Regions from separate parts of the Homo sapiens genome. Here region 2 is linked to region 1. Evidence: chromatin loops called from intact Hi-C (ENCODE). Cell type or tissue: PC-9. All regions are shown on one strand. Each heading gives the region's core, and the rest is flanking DNA. Links, peaks and the distances in the headings are about the cores only. Region 1 has its middle 37 kb from the start of POLR1D. Region 2 overlaps LNX2 (ligand of numb-protein X 2).

What was found. Peaks named below come from ENCODE experiments on the same cell type or tissue, not always from the same donor. Only the 100,000 strongest peaks of a DNase experiment are listed, where the experiment ranks them.
Region 2: it touches region 1 in a loop (2.1-fold over the local background); 2 of 110 quality-filtered maps call a loop at or near these places.

Annotation. Positions count from the first base shown.
Region 1 is chr13:27,657,044-27,659,968 of GRCh38, forward strand. It overlaps a transcript of POLR1D not described here. Among named protein-coding and RNA genes, the nearest start is that of POLR1D, 37 kb to the left of the region's middle. In PC-9, for the core only: no CTCF peak of the experiment used is centred there; a DNase peak (open chromatin) is centred at 1,748; H3K4me3 peaks cover 512 bases; H3K27ac peaks cover 1,433 bases.
Region 2 is chr13:27,553,319-27,556,243 of GRCh38, forward strand. LNX2 (ligand of numb-protein X 2) reads right to left here. Exons shown (of 10, transcript NM_153371.4): 7 at 2,918-2,925; 8 at 1-121. Among named protein-coding and RNA genes, the nearest start is that of LNX2, 66 kb to the right of the region's middle. In PC-9, for the core only: no CTCF peak of the experiment used is centred there; no DNase peak of the experiment used is centred there.

The sequences.
Region 1 (2,925 bases), core at 277-2,776:
GCATAAAGGTCTGTGAGAAGTTAGGCCTCCTAACAGTGAGCACTAAGGGGAGCATGAGAAGCAGGGAATGCTATCCATTGTAACCCTCTACCAGGGGCTCTGTTACAGTAATATATAACAAATATGTCTTCTATTTATCACTTTTTAACAGAGTTTTTTTAATTAGAAAATAATCTGGAGAGGTTTTTAAAAATACAGATCTCCAGCCAGGCGCTGTGGCTCACACCAGTAATCCTAGCACTTTGGGAGGCCGAGGCAGGTGGATTGCCCGAGCTCAGGAGTTCAAGAGCAGCCTGGGCAACACAGTGAAACCCCATCTCTACTAAAATACAAAAAATCAGCTGGGCATGGTGGCGCCTGTGTTCCCAGTTACTCAGGAGGCTGAGGCAGGAGAATCACTTGAACCTAGGAGGCGGAGGTTGCAGTGAGCCAAGATTGCGCCACTGCACTCCAGCCTGGGCGACGGAGCAAGACTCCATCTCAAAAAAATAAAAAATGAATAAAAAATAAAAATACACATCTCCTTCCCTGCCTCACTCTAGGGCATTCTGATAGAGAAGTCTAAGATCGGTCCTACAGGTTTTTTGTTTGTTTGTTAGTTTTTTAAGCTTACTAGAAGATCTCATCAATCAAGTTTGGGAAGCACTGCTCTGAACAATTGAGCAAGTCAATCCCATAGAAGACTTCACTTCATTAAAAATAAAAAGTTTATCTGCATTTTTCTCTATCTCTCTCATAATGTTCACATTTTGATTCTTGATCTGTGTTGCTCTGGAAGCAGGAATCTCTGGGTACTTGCTTATTCCAGGGGCAACTGTTTTTTCCTAGCCAGAGTTCAGTCCAGCAGTTCAGCACACCCAAACAGATATGGGCTATGAAAGGAGGTCTGGACCCATGACAACCGTGGCTTGCTTCTACTCACTAGTGCTGGGACAAAGGGCACCTGCCCTTCATCTGCTCGTTCTGGAAGATCACCTGGTTTCCATTTATTTAAATAAGTGTATGTGAGAAACTTTTAACCACTAGTCATTAGTTCTCAAATTTATCTGCACATTTGGAATCACCTGGAAAGCTTCAAAAAATACTGATGCCTGTGCCCCACTATCAGTGATTATGAACTTGGGGTGTGGCCTGGGCTTTGGAGTTTTAAAGAGCTACCCGGGTGATTCTAAAGTGAACACAAATTTGAAAAACATTTTACTAGTCCCTTTTGTTTTATTAAAAAGAATGATACCAGCCTGCTCTGCAGAATCCAGAACAATCCTACACCTCGGCCAGAGGCAGACAGCTCCTCTGCACTGAAATAGCACTTAGGTAGCCTGGCCAGGTGTTCAGCCACAAGAGTCCCAAGACCCATCGCTGTGGAGTGGACTTCTTGGACAGTTCTTAAAAGAGTAGCAATCTGTTGTTCACTAGTGGCCATGGCCTGTTTTTTTCTAAGTATCTAGAAGACCTTTTATTTGCTTTAAAATTTAAAATAGAACTAGAGTGAGTGGTATTATTTTTTTCATTTTGGATATTCCATAAGAAATAGATGGTTGAGCAGTTGCCAGAGAGAGATTGCTGATCTAAAGAAAATGCAAGTGGGATGCCATTTTTTATTTTATAAAGAAAGAGACCATTTGGTGCTATATTCTTCCTTGGATGTATTTCAGCAAAAGAATCTCTTTAGAAGCTGTTGTTGACAGATGCTTTAGGAGAAGCTGAAATATTGGCTCATATGACTTCCTTTTAGTCAACATAAAGGAATTTATAAGCATAAATTTCAGAAATTTGCCCAGCTTCATTGTCTACAAAGCTGTTTTAATTCTGGTCACATTCACTTTAGCTTATCTACTGCCCAATATAATTTCTGAGTCTAGTGCCTGTGGAACTTCAGCCTTATACTTGGAAAAGCTTATATTTTGGCAAAATAAATCCTAAAGGTTGAATTGAGAGAAAATGATTCTTGAGTTCTCTTAACCCAATTGTTTTAAGGGGAATGACTTTTTTTTATGCTTTTCTGTTTGGATTGAGAGTCAATCTAGAGATATGGAAGGAAGTCACCCATCTTGTTCTTCCAGTTTATGTCATCAACTGTTGATTATTGGAAACTAAATAATTTCTCCAGTCTTTATCCAGACATGTGTTTATTTATTTATATAAATATTCACAGGGCACCAGCAGGTATGTTAAGAGGCTGATCATGGACAGCAGTAAAGAAGACTCACTTTCCTGGCCTTAAAGTTTTTAATCCCCTGGTGGATACAGAAACAAGCATCAAGTGATCACAGTGTGGCATGCCACACTGACTGTGTTAGAACCAATGAGGAGGGGAGCAAGGGCTCACATCTCAGACGATTCGTGGAGGAGGCTCTTGGCAATATTTTCAGGCCACAGAGATCCAAAGCCTTTATACGTATAGAACATGAAACCCAAAGAGTTTTCCTAAAGCCCTGGCTAGCGAATTGCTGATGGGACTATAACTTTGCTTTCCTATCTGTCACTTAACACTCCTTGTATGGCATCACTTCTCTCTGTGGATTATTGTCTGATAACATGCTGAAATGCCAATGCTTACTGCCCCTGCTTCCCACATTCCTTTCATATCCAGTTATGAAAGTGAATGAGAGAGCCCTGAATGTGTTACTGTTAGAGCACATATCTATGTAAATGATTTGCGTTGCTGAGGGAGCTGGAGGCCGAGGATTATAGCCTTGCAAACTGTCTCAGTGTGTTACTATTCACGTATCTGCTTCTGAACTTTGACTTCCCCTACCTTCTGTTCCTCTTGGTAGTCTCCAAAGACAGAGACACATAAACAGATAGCTTGGTATGTATCTTTGCTACAGTGCTTAGCATAATGCGTTGCATATCTCAGGTGTATATATATATATATATATACACACACATACACACACACACATACATATACAGACAAACACA
Region 2 (2,925 bases), core at 257-2,756, 100 kb before region 1:
TGGACCTCAAGTGCTTTAAGGGCAACAGCAGGGGACGCGGCACTGGCTTTCAGCATTGCAACTGCCTCACTGTGACTTAAATTGGTCAAATCAATGCCGTTGATATTTAGCAACACATCACCTGTTCAGATGAAGAAACAAGAAAAATGAGCTGAGCCACTGAGTTTTCACCTGCAAATCTTGTTGTTTATAAACTAAGCAACAAAAGTTAGTTCCCCCAACTCTGATGAGATAAGGTATAATAATAAATGGCATTTATTATTTCTTTGTAATTTTTATAATATTGAGAAGAAACCCAATACACAGAAAACATTCCATAATTTTAAAATAATGTCATAATACATAGAAAAAAGTGTGGCCTGAGGCACCTTGACATGATTGGAAGTTCGAATCATCAGTCTGAGTTTAGCTGTGTACAGGCCCTGGGCAGGTTCATTTCTCTTCTTAAGAGTTTCAGAGATTTCTACAATTCTGTCCAATCAAAAATCACTTGATCCTTTGCCCTTAGAAATAAATCTTTAATGTATTCTGCTTTATATTTACACAGTTCTATACATAAGGACAGCCCTGTATAGTTTATTCAGGGCAAACATCAGAATATGTACAAAGAAGCTATCCCTGGGCCCACATGAAGAAATGAAACTTGCGGTTTGAATGTCTTCCCTGTTTCAGGAAGAAAAGAACTGTTGCTCTGCTAAGTAATATAATAAAAAATGGCAATGAGGATTATATCAAAGGTTAGGAAAGGATTAGTTTTGTAGGAAGCAGACATTTGTGCTACAAAGTCTACAGAAATTTATCTCTCCCAATTTATCATCAGTTTTTCAGATTATTAAAGCAAATCATTCTCATTGTAGAAAATTTAGAAAACACAATAAAAGAACAAAAAGGAAATAAAATTACCCCAATACTACAACTGGACAAATAACCTTTACTTAATAGCAGCTTGAGAAATAATTCACATACTATTCAATTCACCCATTTAAAGAACATAATTTTATGGTTTTAATATATTCACAGTTGTGCAATCATCACTACAGTAATTTTGAGAACATTTTAATCACTCCCTCTATACCCATCATTTCCCTTCCCCAACCCTAAGCAACTACTAATCTACTTTCTGTCTCTACAGATTTGCCTCTTCTGAACATTTCATGTAAATGGAATCATACATGGTCTTTTATATCTAGCTTCTTTTACTTGCATAATATTTTCAGGGTTCATCCTTGTAATTTGTGCCAGTACTTCAGTCCTTTTCATGGCCAAATCATATTTTGCTGTATGGGTAGACCACATTCCATTGATCCATTCCTCAGCTGATGGACATTTGAGTGGTTTCCACTTTCTGGCTATTGTGAATAATGCTGCTATGAACACTGGTATACAAGTTTTCGTATGAACAGCTGTTTTCATTTCTCTAGAAGTGGAATTGCTGGTCATATGGAAACTATATGAGGAATCAGTTTAACTCTTTGAGGAACTACCAAACCGTTTTCCAAAAACAGTTGTACCACTTTATATTCCCACCAGCAATTAATGAGGGTTTCCACTGCTCCACATCCTTGCCAGTGTTTGTTATTGGCTGTCTTTTTCATTATTGTCATCCTACTGGTTGTGAAGTAGTATCTTACTGTGGTTTTGATTTGTGTTTGAGACAGGATCTCACTCTGATGCTAGGCTGGAGTACAGTGGCATGATCTCAGCTCACTGTAGCCTTGACCTCTGGAGCTCAGGTGATCCTCCCACCTCAGCTCCTAACTGGGATTACTACAGATTCACACCACCACAGCTAGCTAATTTTTGTATTTTTTGTAGAGACAAGGTTGTGCCATATTGCCCAGACTGTTCTCAAACTCCTGGGCTCAAGCGATCCACCTGCCTTGGCCTCCCAAAGTGGTGAGATTACAGGCGTGAGCCACCACACCCAGCCTGAGCATCTTTTCATGGGAAAACTGGCCATTTATTTATCTTCTTTAGAGAAATGTCTATTCAGATTCTTTCCTCATCTTTATGTTGTGTTTTCTGTCTTTTTAATTAGAGTTGTAAGAATATATATTCTAGACACAAGTCATTTGTCATATATATAATTTGCAAATGTTTTTCCCATTCTGTGGGTTATTTTTTCATTTGCTTGGTTGTATTCTTTGTAGCACAAAAGTTTGCAGTTTTAAAGTCCAGTCTGTCTATATTTTCTTCTGTTGCTTTTGCTTTTAGTGTCATATCTAAGAAACTACTGCCTAATCCAAGGTCATGAGGATTTACATTTGTGTTTTCTTCTAAGAATTTCAGCTCTTATATTTAGATCTTGCATCCATTATGATTTAATTTGTGTTTATGGTGTGAGGTAGGGGTTCAACTTCATTCCTGGAAAAATAGGTTTTCAGAGTCACTTTTCTTACCTTATATACAAACTAAGTCAATGGAGACTGCTATTTTTACCATGGCAATAGTGGCTAGCTGCAACCCCCATCTATGCAAATTATATAGCATTGATAGGGAATATGAAATGGCAAATGCATTTATCCCTAAAATTAATTTTGTCTTCTGCTCCACCTCCTCTCTGAGTCCCCTTCTACACAGACACTTTATTAAAAGAAACATTTTTCAGTGAGATGGCCCTTTGGAGTATCTAAGTCTGTTGTAATGCTAGAGGATCTTTTCCCAAGATAAAATAATCTAAGAGTCTGAGTAACTGTTAGCAAATTCTGGAACTGTCATCAAGGTTCAGCAACTTTCCTTTATATAAGGCATTTTTCTAACCTCATAGAATGACTTTATGCTTCCATATGCAAGGGACAGTTTAAAGAACTTAAAAAAGTCATGTTTAATAGATACTTTGTAGATATTCTTTATTTTTTTAAATGTGCATTTAATTCAGAAATAAGATGTGGTAAAATTTTTCAAGATCCCATCTTACCTCTCTTT